2 separate regions of the Homo sapiens genome follow, and region 1 is linked to region 2. The links are chromatin loops, found by intact Hi-C in ENCODE. Cell type or tissue: PC-3. All regions are shown on one strand. Links, peaks and the distances in the headings refer to the core of each region. The heading gives the core; the rest is flanking DNA.

Region 1 (8,000 bases), core at 1-8,000, 500 kb after region 2:
GGGTTCAAGACCAACCCAAGCAACATAGTGAGACCTCATCTCTACAAAAAAAATTAAAACACAGTTAAATTAAATTAAATTAAATTAAATACAAAAGAGCTGAAATGAACCTATTTGATATTACAAACCATAAATATAGTCAAATCAAAATATTTTCATTCTCCTCACAAGACTTCCGAGTCCTTTTTCAACAAGCAAGAACTCACATAGTCCTATGTAATCTCTGAGCCTCTATAATACCTGTGTCTCAGTTTTCTTAACTATGAATTGCAGCTAAGACCTTTCCTAGGCAACTTCAGAAACGAGAAGATCATGACAGACAGCAGAAAGGAAATTATTTTAATTTGGAAACTCCTGAAGTCTTAAACCAAAGTAATCCATTAAAATAAAAAAAAAGACATGAAATCATCCTTTTCACAAAATAACGAAAAGACAAATAAATCATAATTCTTATATACAGACTCTAAAACTAATTTTTAATGACAGAAGACAGGTAACTTTGCAAAGCAGCACAAGGGAACTTATAGAATGATAAAAATGTTCTATATTTTATTGTGGTAGAAGTCACATACAATTGTCAAACTTATTACTTGTACACTTAAAATAGGTTTAAATTCGTTAAAGTTGATTTTAAAAAGATTGAAAGATACAAAATCAAAGCTAGATCCTGTAGAAGCAGTTCTCCCCACAAGAACAATCTCTTCTGAGTATTATTTTTCATACCTACTCATCTTTGGGAAATGAAATTTATTTAAATCAGAAGGAATAAACAGTTTAATAAATAAAAGTTCATTTGAAGACTGACAGAGCGTTAAACAACCTGGCTTTCAATCATAATTGATCAATAAGTATCAGAAATACAGGATCAGAAGGCTATGAAGTACCAATTTTACACAGAGAGAAATGCAAGTACCAAGAAATGGGCTATGACTTTGAATGGTCAGTTTTAATACCCTCGCCACAAGATTCTGCAATCTCCTAAAGTACAGATGAGAAAGGAATTTTTTTTAGTTAAAGGTAAAATTGAAAAATATTCAAGGGTTCTAGTAGTCCAAGCAGCTCTAAGGTACAGATTTCTAATTCATGACTTCAATGATCTATGTGTAATGAATAAACATAGGTTGTCTTTTTCTTGCATATTTTGTACTTAGCAATATATAAAGGCCATTAAAAGAAAAGCTGATATCTGAACTGCAGAGACTGTGGCAAACCTTGACTTTTGCCATAAATTGCTAATGCTAATTAAGACACGTTGGGTTTAATCTGAGATTCAAGAAAATCTAGTCTTGTCATACTTATACTATAAAAAGAAAGACAAGAAAAAAGAGCCACACAAAAGGTACTTGAAATTTGCAACTTTCTCTTAACTTTATTCCAATTGATATGAATGTCAAGAAATGAAAAACAGTCAGTCATGGTGGCTCACGCCTGCAATCCCAGCACTGTGGAAGGCCATGGTGAGAGGACTGCTTGAGGCCAGGTGTTCAAGACTAGCCCGCAAAACAGTGAGACCCCCACATCTCTACAAAAAATTTAAAAATTAGCTGGGTGTGGTGGCACATGCCTGTAGTCCCAGCTACTCAAGAGGCTGAGTCAAGAAGATCAGTGGAGCCTAGGAGGTCAAGGCTGCAGTGAGTTATGATCTCGCCATTGCACTCCATGTCTTCCAGCCTGGGAGCAAGATTCTGACTCAAAAAAAAGAAAAAGAAAATAAAATAAAAGAAAATAGTCATCTGAATTGTTTTTATTCTGTCGAGTTTCTTTCTTTTTTTTTTTTTTTTTTTTTTGAGACAGCGTCTGGCTTTGTTACCCAGGCTAGAGTGTAGATCATAACTCACTGCAGCATCAACATATTGGGCTTAAGCAATCCTCCTGCCTCAGCCTCTGGAGTAGCTGGCACCAGAGATACGTGCCACCATGCCTGGCTATATTTCTTATTTTTTGTATAGATGGAGTCTTGCTATGTTATCCAGGCTAGTCTTGAACTCCTGGGCACAAGCTATCTTCCTGCCTTTGCCTTCCAAAATGCTGGGAATACAAGTGTGAGTCACCATGCCCAGACTTATTGCTTATTCTTCCTGGAGGTATTTGCCTTAATAATATCTATAATAGAAAGCCCTACAGATTATTAAAATAATAATCTTTGAAATATAAAACATGACCTAGGAAATAACAACTTTATAGAAGGAGGTAGCATAAAGAAGAACAAAAGGCTAATAAAACCTTTCCCTTCTACTCATTACCCTCTTCTATCATCTCCTCTTTTATAGTACTTCTTACGAAACCATTTATAGATTTTGCAACATTTTATGGGCAAAACTATTTTAATTAATACATTTCTAAACAATCAAATAGTTGTAAATTAACTGCACTATGCTATCAACAACTGAATTTATAGACCGAGGTTAAGGGCCAAAACACAAAAATCTTTTCATTAAAACTCTTGTTCTACATGCCCTAACTCTCTCTTTTTTTTTTTTTTTTTTTAAGAGATGGGGTTCACCATGTTGCCCAAGATGTTCTTGAACTCCTGGGCTCAAGCGATCTGCCCACCTCGGCCTCCCAAAGTGCTGAGATTACAGGCACAAGCCATTACTCCCGGCCCTCTAATATTTAATTCTTTATAAGGGCAAAAATCACATCAATATAAGTCGTATGTTTTCCTGTTCTATAAATATGTGGTCATTAATGAATCTATTTAGTGGCTTTCTCAAAGTATTTACAGTTAACTTGTGCTATAGAAATTCAGACCATTCCCTGATAAATCCTATTCTCTTAATATAGCCAAAAGTCATATACATCTACTCAGAACTTCATGGCAATTACATTTCTTAGTTACTCTGAGTAGACTGCAGCCCATATCTCAATTAGAAATATTAAAATTATAACCCCAAATCTGTTTAGGGGAATGTAATACTTTAAATCCAAATTGTAATTCTTCCCTACTGCATAGTCTTCCCAATGAAAAAGTATAATCACCATTTAAACATTTTATAGTTTTAGCAGTGTAATGTAAGAACTCTTAATTCATCTGGTAAACAACATATTTGGGCACATGTGCTCAAATGTTATGTTACCTTTTAGCTACTGGACCAACCACAGAATCATCTTTCAAAATAGCTAGAATTCCTAGGTATGCAATACATTAGAATGCTGCAAAACCACAAGGTTTTTTTAATACCAGGTCTACACACAAATTCCACTCCCAACCAGTAACTATGTCCCTGGAATGTTTCTGATATCTTCAAATAACAAGTTCCTTCTGCAGACAAGATTACACTGTCCATTAAATTGAATAATGGGCTATTTGGAAAGCCAGAAACTGGCTCAATCACCACAGCAAAATGAAGAAGAAAGTAAACTGGAATGGACTTGTACAATGCCTTAATTTCTTAAATCATTTAGTGGAACTGAAAGCCACAGGACAAGGAAAGACAAAACATGTGTCCAGTCAACATTATGTAAATGTGAAGGGGATGCTAAAGGAAATAAAGTCAGCTCCTAAGAAGGGAAAATATAACAGTTCAACCTAAACTGTTCTGCTTATTTACTGATGGTAAATGGCTACTTTTAGAGAAAAAAAATAGAAATTTAGGCTGACTTTAATCAAGGTTCATTCTTTGGTTGAGCACATGCGTGTGTGTGTGTGGAAGGGGAGTGTGAAGGGGAGAGTATTAATATTACCTTACACCTCTCATAGCTTTCTTTCTGTATTTTCCTATCTCTGATGGTATGACTCAGTCACCTAAGCCAAAAACTTAATCAGCTGAATTATATATAAAGATACCTGAACTATATAGTAAAAGCCTTTTCAGTCTCTTTACCGCCAGCCTATTCCCCCTCCAGACAGCTGAATATGATCTACCTAAAGTGAAATCTAATCAAGTCACTCGCCAGTTTCAAATCCTTCAATGTCATGCCACTGTCTACAGGATAAACTGAAGCTGTAAAGCACAGTATGCAAAGTCCCACCATAATCAAACCTTTCTCTCCATCCCTACTCATCCCCAAGCTACCATTTCATACTACATTTTTACTGATTTGTGATTCTTTAAAAAATAAAAATTAATGTTAAAACCCATTCTTTTTCACACCTCTATATATACTCATGTAGCTCCCCTTAGCTCAAATGCCTTTCCCTCACTCATTTGACACCCAGCCAGCAGCCACTCATACTCCCGCTTCACCCAGTTTGAGACCCAGCTGATCTGCTCCTCGAAGCTTTTCCTGGGCTCCTAAACTGGGTTAGGTGCCAGACTCTTTGATATTTCCTTAGTATGGTAGGTGAAATAAGGACCCCAAAATGTGTCCATGCCCTAATCCTCAAAATTAGTGAATATGTTACCTTACGTGGCAAAAGGAACTTTACAGATGTGGCTAAGGACTTTGATGTAAAAATGAAAAAGTTTGCACCCAGGATTATCCAGGTGGGCACAATCTAATCACAGTTATTTAATCAATTAAAATCAGAAAACCTGTTCCAGCTCCAGAGAACCAGAGAGATGGCAGCCTGAAAGGAACAGAAAACACTAGCTTTGAAGATGGAGAAAAAAATCATGAACCAAGGAAATGTGGGTAGTCTCCAGAAACCAGAAAAGGCAAGGAAACAGATTCTGCTCTCACAGGTCCAGAAAGGAACACATCCCTGAAGACACGTTGATTTTAGCCCAGTGGGACCTCTGTCAGATTTCTGACCTACAGAAATGCAAGATAATAAATTTGTTATTTTAATTTATTACTGCAGGAAAAAAAAAACACCTAATACACTGGGGAACAGTTTTATGACATTATACTATCACTATCTGTGCCTGCTTCCTGACTAAACCTTAACAATATCGAAGGCAGAAAATCTATCTTACTTAAAACTGCATTCCCAGTACCTAGCATAGTTCCTGTACGTAGAGGTGCTCAATAGTATTTTAGAACTGACACATGTTCATAATTAAAAAGATTCTATTAGTATAATTAAAACATTTTTCTTCAATCCAGAATCTTAATTGGCAATATGAGTTCCTTTCACATTTCCTCACCAGTCCTTCCAGTTTACTACTTCTCACATGCCTCTTTTTATTAACAAGACAAGGATTCACTGTGACCCAGTCTTTCCATGGAACTTGCATGTATGTAGTTTAAAAAAAAAAAATCCCTGTTCCTCTATTATATCAAATACCATCTATTTTTTAAAATCATAGTATGTATTGTCATTAGGAATGATTTAGGGAGGATTCCCTTTTTCTCAGTCTTTTGGAATAGTTTCACTAGGATTGATTGGTACCAATTCTTCTTTGAATGTCTGGTAGATTTCAGCTGTGAATCCATCTGGCCCTGGGCTTTTTTTGTTTTTGTTGGCAGTTTTAAAATTACTGATTCAATCTCACTGCTTGCTATTGGTCTGTTCAGGGTTTCTTTTCTTCCTGATTTAATCTAGCAGGTTTGTATGTTTTGATTTTAGAGGGTTATAAAATGGTATTTTCATACTTTCTGAAGATTTCCAAATCCTTGATTTAAGGGCTGAACTTCCAGTACTAATATATTTTGTCAGATATTCAGGGGGCCTAAGGAGCCTAAGGACAAATCACTTTGGATAAATAAAATAGTTCTTAAAAGATCTTGGAACTGATAGAACTAAAAATACGTTCCTAAATCTTCTCACTTACAAGTGGGAGCTAAGCTCTGAGTACACAAAGGCATACAGAGTGATATAATGGACTTTGGAGACTCAGAGGAGGGAGTGTGGAATAAAAAAACTACATATTGGGTACAATGTACACTACTCAGGTAATTGGTACACTAAAATCTCAGAATTCACCACTATATACTTCATCTATACAATCAAAAAACTATGTAACCATCTATGTTACAGGTGGTTGTAACCAAACCACCTGTAGCCCAAAAGCTATTGAAATTAAAAAATACTTTTAAAAAAAGAAATTAAATGTCTTACATCAACATATATATCATTCTTTCCACTAATCAAATCTGGAATTTGGGCAAAGTCAGTCATCACAGTTGAGAAAGAACTTGCAAAAAGACAGGTCCCCATGAAGGCATGGCAGTGCCGATCATAAAATACCAAAAAGTACCATCACGTGACAAGGTGAGAAAAGGTATTCTGGCCATAAGATAACTTCGTTTTCTTTGTACCTCAGAATAAATTTTCCAAGATGAAAATAGGTCTATAAATTATATGACAGCCCTATCTTTCTTATCAACTGTTACTTCCATTCTTTGGGAGACACAAAGTAGAAAGATTACAAATGTAGGCTCATTTGGTGGCTTAAGATTGGTTCCACATACAACTCAAACCTTTTGTTCAACATTTTCTGACGCTTCTCATTACTAATGGTTAGCATTTACACAGGTTTAAAAATGGACTGCAAAACATTAGCAATATTGATCTTCACACTTCACTAATTAGCTCTAATCTTCAGTCACTTCATTAACTCTCTGGACCTTAGTTTTCTCATCCATAAAATGAGAAAGTTAGATTAGATGAAGTCTACAATTTTTTTCCAACTTATAACATTCTACGGTGGCACTAACCTTTGTATCCTGCCTGGCATTTGACTGAGTCCAGTACAACTAGAAGAAACAGAAGGTATCAGGACATAATTTAAAAGCTTCTGAGAGACTATGTTTGAATTTCAGCCCTATCATTTACTAATTGTAAGATCTTGGGTTTTAGTTGCCTTGTCTATTGAATAGGAATGAAAATATCTATGGGCCTGGCACAGTGGCTCATGCCTGTAATCGCAGCACTTTGAGAGGCCGAGGTGGGAGACTTGCTTGAGCCAAGAGTTCAAGACCAGCCTAGGCAACACAGTGAGACCCTGTCTCTGCAAAAAAAAAAAAAAAAAGAAAGAAAAAAAAAATTTAAGTAACCAGACATGGCGGCACACACCTGTAGTACTAGCTATTCAGGATGCTGAGAAAGAAGGATTGCTTGAGCCCAGGAGTTTGAGGCTGCAGTGAGCCAAGATCATGCCACCGCACTTCAGCCTGGGTGACGGGGTGAGACCCTCTCTAAAAACAAAAGAAAACCAAAACATTTATGACGTAGGGTTTTTTGAGGACCAAATTATAAAATATATTTTTAAATAAATCTAAAACAAGCCCTGGTGTTAAGTGCTCACTAAATATTCCTTTCTCTTAAAGTGTGACTTTTGAGCATTATAACCTGGTTTTTCAGGGAACCATTTCTTGAATAAAGATTTCAAAATTTTGGCTGGGTGAGGTGGCTCACACCTGTAATCCCCATACTTTGAGAGGCTGAGATGGGAGGATCGCTTGAGCCCAGGACTTCAAGAGCAGCCTGAGCAATATAGTGAGACATTGTCTCCACCAAAAATAAAATAAAATAAATTAGCCCGGCATCATGGTATATGCCTGTGGTCCTTGCTACTCAGGAGGCTGAGGTAGGAAGATCACTTGAATACAAAAGGTCGAGGCTACGGTGAGCTGTGATCACGCAACTACACTCTAGCCCAGGCAAAAGAGCTAGACTCTGTCTCAAAAAAAAAAAAAATTTAAAGTTTTACAGAATTTAAAAATAATGTAGCATCAGGAGTATCTCAGTCTGCTCAGGCTGTCAAAATATCAAAGAGTGGATGGCTTCAACAACAGAAATTTATTTTCTCACAGTTCTAGAGGCTAGAAGCTCCAAATCAAGGATTGGTTTCTGGTGAGGGCTCTCTTCTTGGCTTGCAGGCAGCTACCTTCACACTGTATTCTCACACGGTGGAGAGAAAGAGCTCTGGCATGTCTTCTTCTTAAACAGGCACCAGCCCTATAGGATTAGGGGTCCACCCTTATGACTTCATTTAACCTCTGTCACTTCCTCCCAGGCCACTATCTCCAAATAGTCACATTGAGGGTTAGGCTTCAACCCTATAATATGTAAATTTGTAGTATCAATTTGGGGGGAAGAAACATTCAGTCTGTAAGAGTATTTATTTTTGTACTGAGAGTTTTTATTTTAAAACAAATTTCATAGACTTAAT
Region 2 (8,651 bases), core at 279-8,278:
GACACATATTCTTTTCAAGTACAAATGAGTTATGTATAAAGGTTGACCACATGCAAAACCAGAAAGAGGGGTTCAACAAATACATACAGATCACATGGCAGTAAAATTATAAATCAACAACCAAAATAAAGCCCAAAAGACTCATATACCTTTGGAAACTGAAAACATGCTTGTAATTAATTAATAAGTCAATGAAGAAACCTTGTGACACTTCAAATATGAAATCTTTTGTGCTAGGTAGAATTCTAAAGATGGCCCCCTCCCCTAAGATTAATCTATTAAACACTAATGTAGGTACTGCTGTAAAATGATTTTGCAGATGTAAATAAAATACCAAATCAGTTGACATTAAAATACAGAGATTATCTGGGTGGACCTGACCCAGTCAGGTAAGTCTTCTAAAAGCAGAGAGTTTTCTCTGGTGGTGGGGGCAGAAAGGATGTCAGATTTGAAACATAAGAATCATTCAGTATAGCATCTCTGGCTTGAATATGGAGAAGGACCACATGTCAAGGAATGTGGGTGGCATCTAGAAGCTAACAGCAGCCCCTGCTGAGAGCCAGCAAGGAAACAGGGACCTTATAGGAACCTATAAACACAAAGAACTGAATTCTACCAACAAACTGAATAAGCTTGGGAGTACATTCTTCTCCAGAGCCTGCAAATAAGAACTCAGCATAGATGACACCTTGATTTTGGCCTTGTGAGACCCTAAGCAAAGAACTAGTTGAATAATGTCAGGCTTCTGATCTATGGAAAATGTGATATGATAAATGGGTGTTATACACAGCAGTAGAAAATTAGGCCTTATAGTAGATTTTTATAATAATGATCCCCATTTAATTATGCTGTCATGTCCACATCCTTTGCAATGTTATGTTGCCACTCACTCCCATCAAGAGACGGAGTCTCTTTCTCATTTCTCCACCCCCTTGAATCTAAGCTAAACTTGTGACTTTCCCTGACCAGTAGAATATGGTGCAAGTGACATTGTGTGAATTCTCAGAGGTTAGGCTTTTAGAAGCCTTCAGCTACCACTCTTGAAACTCTGGGACCACTGTGCTGTGAAGAAGCCCAGTTTAGCCTATAGAAGGCTATAGTAGTCCACATGGAAGAGAACTGAACCACTCCAGCCAACAGCCAACATTAACTGCTATTTGAGTAAGGTTTTCTTGGATCCTTCAGTCCTAGCCAAATTGTCATATGACCTCAGCTGCATGAGTGATCTCAGGGAAAACCAGCAAAACAGCCCAAATTACCTGTAGAATTTTGAGAAATAACATATTATGTTTTAAGCCATTAAGTTTTGGGTTGGTTTGTTATACTTCAGTACATAACTGAAATGAGGCTGAATAAAAACAAAGCCAATATATATTAGAATTATGGGATAAAATTAAAGCAATAAATAGAGGGTAATTTATAGCCTTAAATACATATGTTAGAAACAAAGATTGAAAATCAATGAATTAATTTTTAAATAAATAAAGTAGTAAAGGGAAAGCAAGGAAACTCAAAGAAATGATAATTGAGAAAATGATAAGGAGTAGAAATAAATGAAAATTTCAACAAGGACATAATAGGATTAACAAAATTATGAGCTGTTTTTTGCAGAGACTAGTGAACAGACAAACCTCTTGCATGACTAAGAATTTTGTTTAAAATGGAAAGACACAAATAATATTAGCAGCAAAATGGAGACTAAATTAAAATCATAGGCTATTCTTATTCTATTAATTATTTTAAAAACTAAATCATTGGCTAAAATTAACACCCATTCATGACTTTTTAAAAAAGCAAACTAGCTTTTTTAAAATCTGAAACTACATGTCCCAAAATCTAAACTATTATATGAAATGGTGAAAAGTTAGAAGCATTCCTTTTGAAGTCAGGAACAAGATAAGGAAAATGTTATCGTCACTTCTACTTGAAACTATACTGGAGGTTCCATTAAGGCAATAACACATATACATACACACATAAAAGAAACTGAAGGTAAAAGGATTAGGTAGGAACCCAAGAAAATCTACAAGCAAACTGAAATATGTAATAAAAGAGTTCACTACTGAAATGGTAGATAAAAAACTAACAATGATGGTTACTAGTCAGGGCAGTCATTGGGGAACAGGGTGTATAGGGAGACGGGTGGAAGCAAAACTCATTGTATGCTTTATTATATCCTTTTGACTTTTGAATAATATAAATTTAGTCAATGAAGATTAACGCAAAGAAGTGGATGGACAAAGTTGCTGGATAAAAATCAATATAAAAATCAATGTCATCAAAATCAGGAACAATCAATTTGAAAGTCTGATTTTTAAAATCCCATTCAAGACCTGTGTGGGGAAAATCATAAAACTTTATTGTAAAAGAAAATCTAATAGAAAGATATACCATGTCCATGGGCAGGAAGTTCTGATGACATAAAGATGAAAGTTTTCCCTAAGTTAATATCTAAGTTTAAGGCAATTCCAATAAAAATAATAACATAATATTTTCAAGGAACTTGATGAGATAAATCCTAAAATTCACTTGGTTGAATAAAGACCAAAAAAAAAAAAATAGCTATGACAGTATGAAAGAAAGAGTAAGAGTGGCTTTCCTATTAAATATCAAGCCTTATTATGAAGCTGCAACAATTAACACTGAGTGCTATTAGTGTAAGAGTAGGTAAGTGAAACAATTGGCAGACAGAAATAGACTGACATATATATGGAAACTTAGGTTTTGAGTAGATGGTATTTAAAAGTAATTGGAGTTTTCTAGAAATTTACCATGATGCGCTTCCTCTAGCAATTTGAAAATGAGCGTGCGCAAGTTATTAATTACAGCATTATTGCAATTGCAAAATAATGGAAACAACCTAAATGGAGTTCATTTATTAAACATGGGAGAATGTCTAAATAAACTATAGTATATTCACATAATGGAATACTATGCCCCTGAATAAAAATAATGAGGAAGATCTCTATGAACTGATGTGGAATGATTTTCAGTTTATATTATTAAGTAAAAAAAGTGAAGTGCAAGATTATACCACCTTTTGTATAAGAGAGAAGGAAAAAGAAGAAAATATACATGAATCTCTTCTTCTTCTTCTTTTTTTTTTTTTTTTGAGATGGAGTCTCTCTGTTGCCCAGACTGGAGTGCAGTGGCGCGATCTGGGCTCACTGCAAGCTCCGCCTCCCAGGTTCACCATTCTCCTGCCTCAGCCTCCCCAGTAGCTGGAACTACAGGCGCCGGCCACCACGCCCGGCTAATTTTTTGTATTTTTAGTAGAGACACGGTTTCACCGTGTTAGCCAGGATGGTCTCGATCTCCTGACCTCGTGATCCGCCCATCTCGGCCTCCCAAAGTGCTGGGATTACAGGCGTGAGCCACCGCACCCGGCCGAATCTCTTCTTTAGTGCAAAAAGAAGCAGAGGAAGGATAAACCGAGATTAATGAGAGTAGATTCTACAGGACATGAGTGGGCATGGGTAGAGGAGGGAGGAAATGAGAGGGATGACACTGTGATGTCCCTTTTTGTAGAGTTCTGACTTTTGGGACAATGCTAATGTTTCGTATATTTTTTAAAAAAGAAAATCAGCAAGAAATGGGGAGACCACATAATTACGTACAAACAAAACCAAATAAAATTGTATTTCAAATGAATAACGTAATTAGACTGACAATGCAGAAAAATAATTAACTCATGGTACTTTTGAAAACATTCTTTGCAATGTAGACTAATACATACTATATATCAGGCTAAAGAGAAAAAACCTTTATACACATTTTAGAGTATAGTTTTAGGCTTCATTTTTGCAAAGTCATGAGTTAGCAGTTCTGAAATTACTAGGTATTCTATGATTTAACAAATAATTATGTTGTGGATAATGGGAGTCACATTTTTCACTGTGCTTCAAAGGAAGTTACAAATGTGGAAACAAGAAGGATAGAATGACCTTGTAGTGGTGGATTAGAATGGGAGATACTGATAAGAGCTCATTGTTTGATAGATTAAATAGATACAGGTATAAATAGGTATATAGAAATATATGTGTATTTATAGAAATATATTCATATGTGTCTAAATACCTGTGTCTCAAAAATAAATAGTGGTGGCAGGGGGCATAAGCACATCTAATGCTCAGGTCTTGGTTTCTAAATCCATTTAAGAAACTAGGGCATTTGTCCAGTTTAGAAGGAAAGGGTTTGTGGGGGGACCAGAGGCTTCTTGGAAGATGGCCAAAATTCCAGAACTAGTGCATGGAAAGTAAAAGATGAGTCTGAGATCTTGTTGAGTCAGAAAGTAAAAAATGTTCAAAGAAAGACTGGCACATATCAAAACAGCATAGGGAAAAAATAAAACAAACAGAAACTAGCTTGAAGTGGGGACACCTGCTGGCTAAAACAAGGATAATTTGAGCATCCAAATAAATAATTTGTAGAAAAGGATTACAAATAAGAATCTATGAGCCCACAGTGATATAATTAAACAAATAAGTGGTAGAGAAAGGAAAGCTTACAGTCAAAGGCCAACTGCTAAATGTATGAAGAATGATGGAATTGGAAAATCGCAATTTGGAAACCATCATAATAGATTCAGTGGACAATCATCAATGTATGCTAAAATTATGGTTGAAAAGTTCAAGGAGTAAGAAAATATTTCATAGTCTCAAAGTATCTCCCCACAAGATACTTATTAATTACAAAGGGGAAAATAGTAACATTAGAGTAGAAAAACCTGGCAGATAGCAATGTAATAAATGATCAAAGTTAACATCACAAGTATTGAGATAAGCAGCTTGTGCTTCCTGATATGGTGCACTGAGAACAGAACATTTTTATGGTATTCCTGTTAAAAGTTCATAACCTGATATGATTATGAGGGAACATTAGACAAATATGAATTGGGGAATAGTTTACAAAATAGTGCTCTATTTTTAAAAAATGCCAGTGTTACGAAACACAAAGACTCAAGAACTATTCCAGATTAAAAGAAACTGGAGACATAAATAATAAATACAATGCATGATCTTGGATTTATTTTCTCATAAAGACATTATTGGGCTGGGCGTGGTGGCTCATGCCTGTAATCCCGGCACTTTGGGAGGCCAATTGAGCCCTGGAATTTAAGAACAGCCTGGGCGACATAGTGAGACTTTATCTCTACAAAACATTAAAAAAATTAGCTGGGCATGATGGCACTTGTAGTCCCAGCTACTTGGGAGGCTGAGGTGGGAGGATTGCTTGAGCCCAGGAGGTCGAGGCAGCAGTGACCTGTTCACACCACTACACTCCAGTCTGGGTGATACAGCAAGATCCTGTCTCAAATAAATGAATGAGTGAATGAAGAAATGAATGAATGATATTATTGGAACAATTGGAAAAATCTTGATAAGGTCTATAGATTAGATAATAGTATTCTATCTATACTAACTTCCTGATTGTGATAATTGTACTGTGGTTATAGAGGAGAATATCCTTGATTTTAGAAAACACACTCTGAAGTATTAAAATTGAATCATATCTCTAATTTACTTGCAAATGTTCAGGAAGAGTTAGGTGTGTGTTTATGTAGATAAACACACACATATATACTTTAACTTTTCTACATATTTTTAACTTTTCTATATTTTTCTAACTTTTATACACACACACATACAGTAATCCCTCCTTGTTCCCCAGGGATATGTTCCAAGACCCCCCAGTGGATACCTGTAACAAAGGATAGTACTGAATCCTATATATACCATGCACGAATTTCTTTTTTAAAATAATTATTAAAAATTTTTTTCTAATAGCCCACAGGTGCTACTAAATATGCACAATTTCTTTTTCCTTCTTCACATTTTCATGGATAAAAGATAAGTTCATTATACAGATCTTAGCAACCTCAGCATACATTTTTTTTCTTTCCTGATTAAGTCAAGAGCTTTCACCTTTTCATGAAAAGGAAGCACTTTATGGCTTCTCTTTTGCATATCCAAATTGCCAGCATCACTACTTTTGTGCTATGAGTCCATTATTAAGTAAAATAAGGGTGGCTTGAATACAAGCACTGTGAGACCATGACAGCTGATCTGATAACGGAGAGGGCTATGAAGTGACTAACTGGCAGGTAGCGTCTACAGTGGGTATATGCTGGACAAAGGGATGACTCACATCCTGGGAGGGATGGCACAAGATTTCATCAGGCTCTTCATAATAGCAGTGTGCAATTTAAAACTTATGAATTGTTTATTTCTGGAATTTTCTATGTAATATTTTCAGATCTTGGTGGGCCGAGGTTGATCTTGGGTAAGTGAAGGTGTGGAAAGCAAAACCTCAGATAAGGGAGACTACTGTATATGTATTATATATATACATATATAATATATACATATATACATATATAATATATAATATATACATATATACATATATAATATATACATATATACATATGTATACATATATACATATGTATACATATATATAATATGTATACAGTACATGTATTCTTTCCTGAGAGAAGAGAGAACTGATTTTGTAACTTTTATTTAATCTGAAATTATGTCCAAAAAATTTTAAAATACCCCTTAAAATAATGCAGATTGACACCGCACTACACACCCACTAGAATAGCTTAAATCAAAAAGATAGGCCAGGCATGGTGGCTCATGCCTGTAATCTCAGCACTTTGGGAGGCTCGAGCAGGCAAATCGCTTGAGCCTGGGAGTTTGAGACCAGCTCGGACAGCATGGTGAAACCCCATCTGATATATTTTGGCTGTGTCCCTACCCAAATCTCATCTCGAATTGTAACTCCCACAATTCCCACTTGTTGTGGAAGGAACCAGGTGGGAGCTGATTGAATTATGGGGGTGGCTCTTTTCTGCACTGTTCTCCTGGTAGTGAATGAGTCTCACAAGATCTGATGGTTTTAAAAATGGGAGTTTCCCTACACAAGCTTCTTTTTGCCTGCTACCATCCACGTAAGACGTGACTTACTCCTCTTTGCCTTCCACCATGATTGTGAGGCCTCGCGAGCCACTTGGAATTGTGAGTCCAATTAAACCTCTTTCCTTTGTAAATTGCCCAGTCTCTGGTATGTCTTTATCAGCAGCATGAAAACTGACTAATACAGTAAATAAAAAATACAAAAAAATACAAAGATTAGCCAGGGGTGGTGGCATGTGCCTGTAGTCCCATGTACTTGGGAGGCTGAGATGAGAGAATCACCTTTTCCTGGAAGGTTGAGGCTGCAGTGAGCCCCTGTGATGGCACCACTGCACTCCAGCCTGGGTGACAGAATGAGATCTTGTCTCAAAAAAAAAAAAAAAAGATAGACAATGCCAAGTATTAACAAAGATGTGGATAAACTGGAATCCTCGTACATTACTGGTAGGGTTGTAAATTGGTACAACCACTTTGGAAAACAGTTTGTCAGATTCTTAAAAAGTTACACATATTTACCATATGTGCCAGCAATTCTACTTCTCTATATCTAGCTAAGAGAAATGAAGACATATGTCCACACAAAAATTTGTATATGAACTTTTATCACAGCATTTAATAATAGCACAAAACTGGGAACATTTTACATGTCCATCAGTGAATGGGTAAATAAAATGAGGAATATTTATACAATGGAGTACTACTCAGCAGTTAAAATGAAATTCTGATTCATGTAACAATATGGATAAATGTCAAAAATATTATGGCAAGTGAAAAAAGCAAAGCACAGAAGACTATATATTATTTGATTCTATTTATTTGAAATAAGGAAAATAGATCAATGGTTGCCTGGAGCTAAAGGTGAGGATGGAGAGTAACTGCAAACAGGCATGAAAGAACTTTTTGGAGTAACAGGAGTCTTCTAACACTGGATTGTGCTGATGCTTGCACAACATAACGTTAAAATTAGTGAATTTTATGGTATGTAAGTTATGCCTTAATATAGCTATTTTTTTATAAAGACACTATATAGCACCTGCAAAATGAGAAACAAATGGATTCTTCACTAAATGGTGATGGGACAACTGGCTACTATCCATATTAAAAAAAAAATTAGTTCCTTACCTCACACATCACACACAATTCCAACTGGTTTAAAGACCTAAGTTTTTTTCTTAAGAGACAGGGTCTTGCTCTGTTGCTGAGGTTGGAGTGCAGTGCAGTGGGACGATCCTGGGCTCAAGGGATCCTCCTGTTTCAGCCTCCTGAGTAGCTGGGACTACAGGCATGCACCACCACTCCTGGATAATTTATTTTATTATGTGTAGAGCAGAGTCTCACTATGTTGCCCAGGCTAGTCTTGAACTCCTGGCCTCAAGTAATCCTCATGCCTCAGCTTTCCAAAGAGCTGCAATTATAGGCATGAGCCTCTGTGCCCAGCCCTAACAATCTAAGATCTAAGTCCTTTTTTTTTCTTTTTTTTTTGAGACAGGGTCTTGCTCTGGTACCCAGGCTGGAATGCAGTGGCAGGAACACAGCTTACTTGCTGCCTCGACCTTCTAGGCTCAAATGATCCTACTGCCTCAGCCCCCCAAGTAGCTGGGACAACAGATGTGTGCCACCATGCCTAATTTTTTCATTTTTTGTAGAGACAGAGTCTCACCATGTTGCCCAGGCTGGTCTTAAACACATGGGCTCGAGCGATCTTTCCCCCTCAGCCTTGCAAAGTGC

The links. Peaks named below come from ENCODE experiments on the same cell type or tissue, not always from the same donor. Only the 100,000 strongest peaks of a DNase experiment are listed, where the experiment ranks them.
Region 1: it touches region 2 in a loop (2.4-fold over the local background); 1 of 110 quality-filtered maps calls a loop at or near these places.

What each region holds. Positions count from the first base shown.
Region 1 is chr10:72,759,574-72,767,573 of GRCh38, reverse strand. All of the region lies in intron 1 of MCU (mitochondrial calcium uniporter), which reads right to left. It overlaps LOC124902450 (a long non-coding RNA gene), which reads right to left. Exons shown (of 2, transcript XR_007062189.1): 1 at 6,902-8,000; 2 at 525-4,695. Among named protein-coding and RNA genes, the nearest start is that of MIR4676, 43 kb to the right of the region's middle. In PC-3, for the core only: no CTCF peak of the experiment used is centred there; a DNase peak (open chromatin) is centred at 3,163.
Region 2 is chr10:73,259,782-73,268,432 of GRCh38, reverse strand. All of the region lies in intron 26 of CFAP70 (cilia and flagella associated protein 70), which reads left to right. The region is part of intron 2 of DNAJC9-AS1 (DNAJC9 and MRPS16 antisense RNA 1); the gene reads right to left. Among named protein-coding and RNA genes, the nearest start is that of MRPS16, 11 kb to the right of the region's middle. In PC-3, for the core only: a CTCF peak has its summit at 4,386 (motif pointing left); DNase peaks (open chromatin) are centred at 4,302 and 6,122; H3K27ac peaks cover 318 bases.